2 separate regions of the Mus musculus genome follow, and region 2 is linked to region 1. The links are chromatin loops, found by intact Hi-C in ENCODE. Cell type or tissue: heart. All regions are shown on one strand. Links, peaks and the distances in the headings refer to the core of each region. The heading gives the core; the rest is flanking DNA.

Region 1 (4,378 bases), core at 76-4,075:
GTGGGTGGGGCCATAGGAGCACACCTTCTCTGAATACACAGCAGGAGCCCCTCGGGTGCTAAGGACAAGCAGGCTGGGGCCAGCATAGGTGTGTAGCAGGCTAGCCCCATAGCGCTGGCGCAGTGTATGCAGGACGCTAGACTCGTTGAGGTATACCAGTGAGGCCAGATCTTCTAGACGGTCACATGAAGGAGCATTAGCCTGGGAAGACAGACAATGAAGACACAGGTCCCGACTCCATCACAGGGGACAGGCCTGCCCTGCCTCTGTCCTCCCTTGACAGATGCTCCTTCCAACCTTCTCTATATCATCTTCATCCACATCCAGGATGGCTCCGTCATGGTCCAGCTTCACACGCGCCTTCCCCTCGGGTAGGCTGAGCTCCTCAGACTTGAGCTGGCTGGCTGCAGGACAGGGTTAGTTGGACCTGGGTCTGGGCAGCTCTACTGCTCTCCTTAGGCTTCTCATCCTGTTTCCTAGCCCACTGGCTCACCAGCCTCTCCTTGCTCACTACCAGGCCTTACCAGGGGCAGAGGCATTTCCTCATGCCAGTTCTGACTCAAGTCTCACCATCTATAACCAATGTTCAGACTCACCTAAGGAGAATCCATCTCTATGGACCAGCCACACCTTCTCCGTCTCATACCAGGCCTCTTCAGCGGCAATCTGCTCTTCCGTCTTGGCCTATTGGAGGGGGCGGGGGGACAAACAGACATTGCTTTAAAAGATCAGAGACAAGGATAGAAAAATGAGGATACAAAGGAGGAAAGGGCTTCGAGTTGAGCCACTGAGCAAGTGGAAAAGTCAGGTAGGAGACACGGGACATGGGCCACGGGCGTGTGAGAGGTTAGGAAAGGAGGGTAGGAAGCCAGGAACACTGAGGACAAAGACAGTGAGATTAGGGTTGTAACTTTGAGGGTTCAGGCACACAGGAACAGTGAGATCTGCATCCTGACTCGAGCCCTGAACTCTGGGCCACAGTCACAGGTTCTTTCATGCCAAAAAAAAAAAGGGCTCTTCCCCTAAGATGGGAGGAGCCATTTCCTGTATCCTAGAACTCTGCATTATGGAGTGATAAGAGGCCCTGGGCTCTAGCCTGAAGATGCTCTATGTGGCAAGGGCACAGTGCCCTTCTCCTCCAAGTCACAGTCCACAGAGGCCCCTTTGTTGACTTGGAAGATTGTAGCTGCACAAGCCTAGTGGGCATATTAGTGTCACATGAGGACACAGGGCAGCAGGGGCACATGGGACAGAGCTGACTGGTCAAAGACAGGGCGCACAGAAGTGGGTGTGAAAGGGCTGGGAGGTCAGAGGTCACCAATCAAAACAGGCATTCATAAGCACTGTCAGAGTGTCAGAGTGTCTCAGATCTGACACCGTCCAATAAGAACACTTGAACTAGGAAACAGTGGCACCAGAGGAACTGGGACCAAAATGGGGACCTAGATACCATGGTTATCGGGCTCCTCGGCTGCAAAATGTCAACAATGTCATGGCACCTTGAGGGAGGCTGGCCACCTAGACACAGACCAGCCCTCAGACTTACACTGGTTCCAACACTTTCCCCAGATGGCAACCCCCAGATTCTCACCCTTTCTCATGAGACCCCAAATGGAAGCAGAGACACCATCCTATGCTACTGACCCCTGGGTCAGGGATCAGAAAATGGCGAGAACACGTAAGCAGAAATATTGTATAACCTTCGTCACATCCCTTAGATTTGAAAAGGAGGGAGATCAATAGGTTGATCGTAAAAAAAGCTGTCAATGTTTATCTAAGTGAGAAAATTTTAAAATGCTGGGTTTCTGATCTTTTAATTTTTGAAGGATTGAGCAAGGAGTGACCCTGGCACTCAGGAGGCAGATGCAGGCTCTGAGTTCAAGGCCAGCCTGGTCTATATAGGGAGTTCTAGAAGAGCCTATAGAGAGAAACTCTGTCTCAAAAAAATAAATCTCCAGTGTTTTTGTCTTTTCCAAAGCACATGAACCAAGCGAAACTTTTGTCCTGAGTGAGCATGTTCTGTGACCATGTGTGAGTGACATCAGAGGGTCATGGCCTGCCTGAGAACAAGTTCCTCACACTGACCAGGAGGTGGAGACAGAGACCGTCTCATCTTCAGGCTGGGCAGAAAGGTCTTTGGGTGGTTTCCTTACCCAGTGTGAGCAGGGCAGCAACCCCTGGGCTCCAGGGGCTGAGAGGCAAAGCTGGGGCCACGAAGTTCCCCCAAGGGCCACAGCTGCATCACCTCAGCTCCCCTGGAGACCCCAGAACAAAGTGGGAACCTAGAGGGAAGGAGGCCTTACACTCCAGCAGGAGGCCCGAGCACAGACGCCAGCCCAGGTACAGGGTGGGGGTGGTGGGTTGTCACTGGAGAAAGCAGAGGGCTCCTGGGTGGGGCAGGAGCACCCTACCTGGCTGTAGGCAGGAGAGGCGGCCTCGGGGTCCAGCTGCCAGCAGCAAGCAAAGAAAGAAAGAGAAAAAGGTGAAGACAGGTAGAGAGACCACTACAGGTCCCCTCCAGAAGACAACCCAAGACGCATGAGCCAGCACTCTGTTCCTGATATAGATTGGAAGTCAGGAGCACTTGCCCAGGATTGGGCTGCTGGCTAGACAGGAGAGGTCAGACCGAGAAAGGAAAGGTTCTTGTTATCATCAGACCCTACAGAAGGAAGGATCTTGTGGGTCATTCCTTGTGGCACACAGGCATCCAACACTCTGTCTCCAGCCAGTCTGACCTAGACTGGATATTCAGTCTACCCTGGATTAGTCTTGCTCTCCCACACTCCTGGTAGGCCAGGCCATCTCACAACACCCAAGGCCTGTAGCCCCATCCTCCTGCCTTCCCCCTGCCCCCTAGGATACCATTTTCTCTATGGCTACCAGACAGACACAAACCCAGAGGTGCCACTCCCCATGCCAAAGGCTACATTTCAGAGCTAACACAAGGGAACTGACAGCCTAAATCTAAGTCACAGTATTCCAACCCCCATTGCACCGAGTTCTACACCTGGGCAGGCACAGTGACCCCACTGCAAGCAGAGGCCTCCCAGCTCCAACCCTAGCTACCTGTCAAGTGCCCAACCCTTGAGACAGACTTGACCTTTACACTACATTCTGGTTACTTAAAGCCCCCCAAAGCCTTGCTGGCAGAAATGGGAGCCAGGCAAGCCTTGGACATTGCTTGTTAGAAATGAGAAGGGTTAATATTCACAGGGGTCTAGACACGGGGCATCAAAATGTGAGACGCTGACTCCTGCCTTGTCAGATGCCAGGCCATCATACCAATGAGCATCCTCAAAGTAGGAGACGGGGGGGGGCTAGAGAAGGAGATGGGATCCCCAGCTATGAAGCGCCCCTGTGTGGTCACAGGGCCCTGGGCTGTCGGCAGTATCAATATTCCATAGAGTTCAGCTTTCCTTTCTTCAACCAAAGAGCCATTGTGAGGGCTCACAGATAGCCATGGAGTATCCTGCTATCACACACATGCACACGCACACGCACACACACACGCGAACACACTGTCCAGTCACCAGCTTTGGGAAGAATAGGGCCAGGGACTGGGAACCCTACACACAAGGGAGGTGGCATTACAGAAGCTGTGAAGATCCTCTCAAGTCGCTGGTGTGCCTCCTCTGCAGGACTCAACCGGACCTCGGGGTCAGCTCCTGTCTAAAGGTTAAGCCACTATTAGTTATGGCCTGGGGGGACAGTGGGGGCACCACATGCCAAGCTCTTAGCCCAGGAAGCCACTGGAACCCAGTGCAGAAGTGGAGCAGGGTCAGGGAGACAAGCCGAGTGCCAGTTTGAGTTTTGAAACTCTATGGTATGAAAAAGGAACAGGTAGGTACCTGTGAGAGACCTGGGATTACCTCTTCCTATGGCTCTAACTATTGTACCACCCCATTTACTCTTGTCCCAGGATGAACAAGAAATGAACTCCAGGTCAAGACATGTCTCAGCCCCCAACTCCACCCTAGTGCAAAAAGAAGGTACAGAGAGCTGGAAGGAGCCACAGCCCAGGGCAGGCACATGACACTCCCTGGCTACTTATAGGTTCCCCAAGGAACCGAAGTTCAGCTGCTACCCTGATCATCATGCCAGAAAGCCCCTGCCAACTCTTCCCTGTGAGATAGGAACACACTGCCCTGACAGAGCAGGACAGGAGGGTGGGGAAGGGTGGCACTTGGCATTCCTCCACATCCTGCAATACCCAAGAAGAATGGGGGCAAGGCAGCTTCCAGGAAAGACGGCTACCAAGAGGAAGCACACAGTGAGTGTCTAAGGTCCCTCAGGCTGTGCCCTGGCACCCACATTATTCCTCCCCTAACTACAAGAAAAAGTTAGGGAAAGCTGAGAAAAGCTCAGGGGGGCGGAGTGA
Region 2 (4,378 bases), core at 127-4,126, 53 kb after region 1:
ATCCCCAAATAGAAAGTAGCCCCAGAACCAGAAAGGGTGGGAGCTCCGTTTAGCCAGGCCTATTGCCATGGCAACAGAACACCAACCTGCTCAAAAAAAAAAGGCTCCAGATTTGGTGAGCATAAGCCAAGGCAAGCCTGAATCAGCATCCACTAGACTCATCATCCTGCTAGGGTGGCCATGCCCGCATCCTGGTCCTGGGGTGAACTTTTCCTTCTTTCCAATACTCCCCCAGGGTATCCACTCAACAACCAGAGGAGCACTTTCAGGGCCTCCTCAGCCACGGTTATGTCAGGGTCACAGAAAGGCAAACTCAATCTATGCAAACAAGCCAAGAGCATTAGCGAGATGAACCCTAATTCTATCATTTGTTGAACTACTTGAGGGCAGGAAGGCCCTAGACAGGAGAACCAGCTTCAGGAACTACCTTCCTGCAGTCCCCGCACATTACAAGGCTGACAAACACATGCCTCGTGGGCTAAAAGACCAGGCAAAATAAGTACAAGACCAAGTTGGCTGGCCTCCCTTCCCACCTCCAGCCTCCTCTAGCTCATCCTGGCAGCTGCCTGTCCGGCTAATCAGTAGACACATGTGCCTTGACACAGGGCGATACCCCCACAACAAAGCCCCAACCTGTGGGGTGTCCCTACAGGCCTTATCTCTTCCAGGAGTGTGACCCCACTCCTTGGGCCATGCTGGGTACCAACCTGCGTGCCTCTAGCACAGGGAGGGGCGGGGGCACCTGACCCTACCACCTCCCCTTCCATTGGCGAAACAACTGGCACGGCAGGTTCGCAGGGCGGGGCGTCGGTGCTCTCTCCCAGAAGCCTGGGGCAGACTGCCCTACCTTCCCACACACACCCCACCCCCTGCAGGGAAAGGTGAAGTGGGCAACCATTTACTCCGGGCAGCCTACGCTGCTAAATCCCCTAGCCTGACATTCGCCTACCCTCCAATCATCTGTCCCAAGAGCAGGGGGCCCGAGAAGCAGGGTCTCCATTGTTTTGCCAGCTGTCTAGCAGCTGCTCCTTTGAGAGGAGCCCGCTGTCGGCCTGGCAGTGAAAGGGTGAAGGCCGCTGGCAGGGATAAAGGACTCGGCGGAGGTGCTCGCTTTCCTCACTGTCTTCCTTAGTGCCTCACCCCTTTCGCTTCATTTGGGGGGTCTCGGGCCTAGCCCCGCTATGCCCCCCCGACCCAGTCCCGAGGCTGCAGCCCCCATCCCGCAGCTCTGGGCCACCTGGGTCCTCTAAACCTTCAGCCCTCCCAAGCCGAAGGCCACCCTATCCCGCCGCAGGCGCCCAGACTGCCAGCAAGGGCCCCGCGCTTTCCCTGCCCGCCGCTCCGGATCGGCCCCCACCCGGGCTGTCCAGCGCCGCGGCGCCGCCAGGGACAGAGCCTGGAGTCCGGGCCGCCGTTTCCAGGGGACAGGGAAGGAGCAGGAGCCCGTGGGCCCCGTCGGCCGGCCCGAACTCACCACGCCACCCTCCCGGGCCCGGTTCACCACCGCGGGGCCGCCCCGCACTCACCGGCCGCCGGAGCCCGCCCGGCAGGCAGCAGGAGCGGAGACGCGGCATCCAGCGGCCCCGGCCGGGTCCCGGCTGGAGCGCAGCACCGCGCGGCGCAGCGCCGCCCCCCCGCGCCCGCGCGAGCCGAGCGAACCGAAGGCTGCCCCCTGCTGGCGGCTGGCGGCATAGACGCCGGCCGGTCTGATGCCAGGGCGCGCCGCCAGCCTTGGGCCAAGCTGGAGCCCAGCGCTGCCCAAACACTGTCCGCGATGGACTCCAAGGACCCCGCGGCCATGTCCCAGAGGCCATGCCTGGAGATTTTGTCCGCGCTAGCCGCTGGAGACTGCGGGGCATGTCTGTAATGTGCTGAGTTGCACTGACCAGGGAAGACACCAGAGGGACGCGCTAAATGTTTGGAATTCTACCCAAGGCAGGCACTGGACATTCATGGGCTTGGTCAGGATAGAGCTGTTCAGAGATGTGAATCTTGGTGGCTGCCGCTTCCCAGAGTGGCTCTGCAGAGGCAGAGCCCTGCTGGATGGTGCCAATGGCTAAATCCTAGGGTGGCACTTCCAGAGCTACACCCCAAAGTGGGAAGGAACCGGCTCTCAATGGCTTAGTTTGAGTGAGCCCTGGAAGCTTTAAGAGGTCTGTTTAGCACCCATAGGTCCAACTCCAGACCCCAACACGAGACGGGGGAAGAATTACAAGTTCAAACACCAGCTTGGTGGTGGGAATACAGAATGACACAAGTACAATAAGACAATTTGTTTGTTTGTTTGTTTGTTTTTGAGACAGTTTCTCAGTGTAGCCCTGGCTGTCCTGGAACTCACTCTGTAGACCAGGCTGACCTCAAACTCAGAAAACCACCTGCCTCTGCTTCCCAAGTGCTGGGATTAAAAGCATGAGCCATCACTGCCCGGCTGTAAGATAGTTTCTTAAAAATATAATTCATATTTACACAAATGAATTGAAATCATGTCCACACAAAAACCTGCACATGACTTTCTAACAGCTTCATTCATAATTGCCAAAACATGGAAGTGGCATCTTCAATAGAACATAGCTTCAGGAGGTGGATAAATCACTTCAGTACATCTAGACAATGAAATATTCAAGGCCAAAGAGATATGAGCAACCCAGCCATGGAAAGTTGCAGAGGAGCCTTACTGTATATTACTAGGTGAAAGAAGCCAATCAGAAAGGCTCTAAACTATGTGATTCCCATTATATGTTGTTCTGGAAAGGGCAGAGCTAGTGAGGTTCCTATGGAGATGGTGAAAGATTGTGGTGTCAGGAGCTAGGGTGGAGGTAAGGACAAAGGGTAGAGCACAGGGATTTTTTTTTTTTTTTTAGGGTGGTAAAACTATTCTGTATGATAATTGGTGCACACAAGTCTTGACACATTTTTGGAAACCCATAGACTACATATCACCCATGATGAACCTCAGCTTGTGTGCCTGGGTACTTGCTTGGCTTTACCTCAACTTGACACAGGTTAAAGTCATCTGAGAGGAGTGAGCCTCAATTGAGACAATGCCTCCATAAGATCAGGCTACAGGCAAGCCTGTGGGGTATTTTCTTAATTAGTGTTAATGGGGGAGGGCCCCTTTATCCCTGGGTTGGTGGTCCTGGGTTATATAAGAAAGCAGGCTGAACAAGTCATGGGCAGCAAGCCATGGGCAGTATTCCTCCATGGCCTCTGCATTGGCTCCTGCTTCCAGGTTCCTTCGGTGTCTGAGAAAGAAAGAAAGAAAGGAACAAAGAAAGAAAGAAAGAAAGAAAGAAAGAAAGAAAGAAAGAAAGAAAGAAAGAAAGAAAGAAAGAAAGAGAAAGAAAGAAAGAGAGAGAAAAGAAAGAAGGAGAAGGAAGGAAGGAAGAAAGAAACAGAGTCCCTCTATGCAGCTCTGGCTGGCCTGGAACTCTGTATGTAAACCAGGCTGGTCTGAAACTCGCAGAGATCTCTTGTTTCTGCTTCCTGAGTGCTGGGATTAAAGGTCTGCACCACCATCTCGTCTTGGCCATACACGAATGGAAAAGTAAAACATTTCTCTCCCCTTCGCAGAAAATACCAGAGGAATGTCCCCCACATTACCAAGGGGCCATTTGTGTAATAATTGATTTTGAGATTTATATTGCCTGGGCTGCACTTGAACTTCTGATCTTCCTGTTCCTACCTCCCAAGTGCTGGGTTACTCATGTAGGTCACCATGCCCAGTTTTATGGAAGGCTGGGTTGAGATCAAATCCTGGTTTTCATGCATGCCAGGCAAGCATACTAAGAACTGGGCTATACTCCAGCCTTCCTGTTCTCTTCTGTCCTTCCTTCTATTCTTCCTTCCTTCCTTCCTTCCTTCCTTCCTTCCTTCCTTCCTTCTCCTCTTTTCTTTCTTTCTTTCTTTCCTTCTTTCTTTCTTTCTTTCTTTCTTTCTTTCTTTCTTTCTTCCTTCCTTCCTTCCTTTCTTTCTTTCTCTCTTTGTGATAGGGTCCTGCTACACAGCTCTGCCCTCAGCCTCTAGAGTACTGAGATTGCAGACATGAACCACCATACCCATTTCATTTTTTAACGATTTTTTTCTATGCTTCTAAGATAATCTGACTTTGGTAGGGCCAAGGGAGAAACAAACAAGATAATATAAAAATCCCTTACATCAGCTGACCCCTTAGTGTGGGTCAGACACAAGGCTGACTCCTTGATAGAATTGTCTCATTTAATCTCCACAATTGAGGGAGTTGTTATTATTATTATTTCCAATTTACGGGTTAGAAACCAGGTTTCTGAAAGCTGAGCCACCCACCCAGGGCCATGTGTCTAACAGGTAACAGATCTGAGCACTTGCTCAGAACTACTGAGATGAATTGCATCCTGAGAGT

What was found. Hi-C counts contacts between places; a loop is a spot of excess contacts. Peaks named below come from ENCODE experiments on the same cell type or tissue, not always from the same donor. Only the 100,000 strongest peaks of a DNase experiment are listed, where the experiment ranks them.
Region 2: a loop joins it to region 1, with 5 times the contacts of the local background. A loop is called at or near these places in 6 of 42 quality-filtered maps.

The regions. Positions count from the first base shown.
Region 1 is chr11:77,813,925-77,818,302 of GRCm38, reverse strand. It overlaps Myo18a (myosin XVIIIA), which reads right to left. Exons shown (of 41, transcript NM_001291213.1): 2 at 2,304-2,447; 3 at 597-684; 4 at 298-404; 5 at 25-201. Among named protein-coding and RNA genes, the nearest start is that of Gm36875, 25 kb to the left of the region's middle. In heart, for the core only: a CTCF peak has its summit at 2,077 (motif pointing right); a DNase peak (open chromatin) is centred at 2,202; H3K27ac peaks cover 408 bases.
Region 2 is chr11:77,760,528-77,764,905 of GRCm38, reverse strand. It overlaps a transcript of Myo18a not described here. Among named protein-coding and RNA genes, the nearest start is that of Myo18a, 15 kb to the left of the region's middle. In heart, for the core only: CTCF peaks have their summits at 1,450 and 1,662 (motif pointing left); DNase peaks (open chromatin) are centred at 835 and 1,645; H3K4me3 peaks cover 2,025 bases; H3K27ac peaks cover 2,073 bases.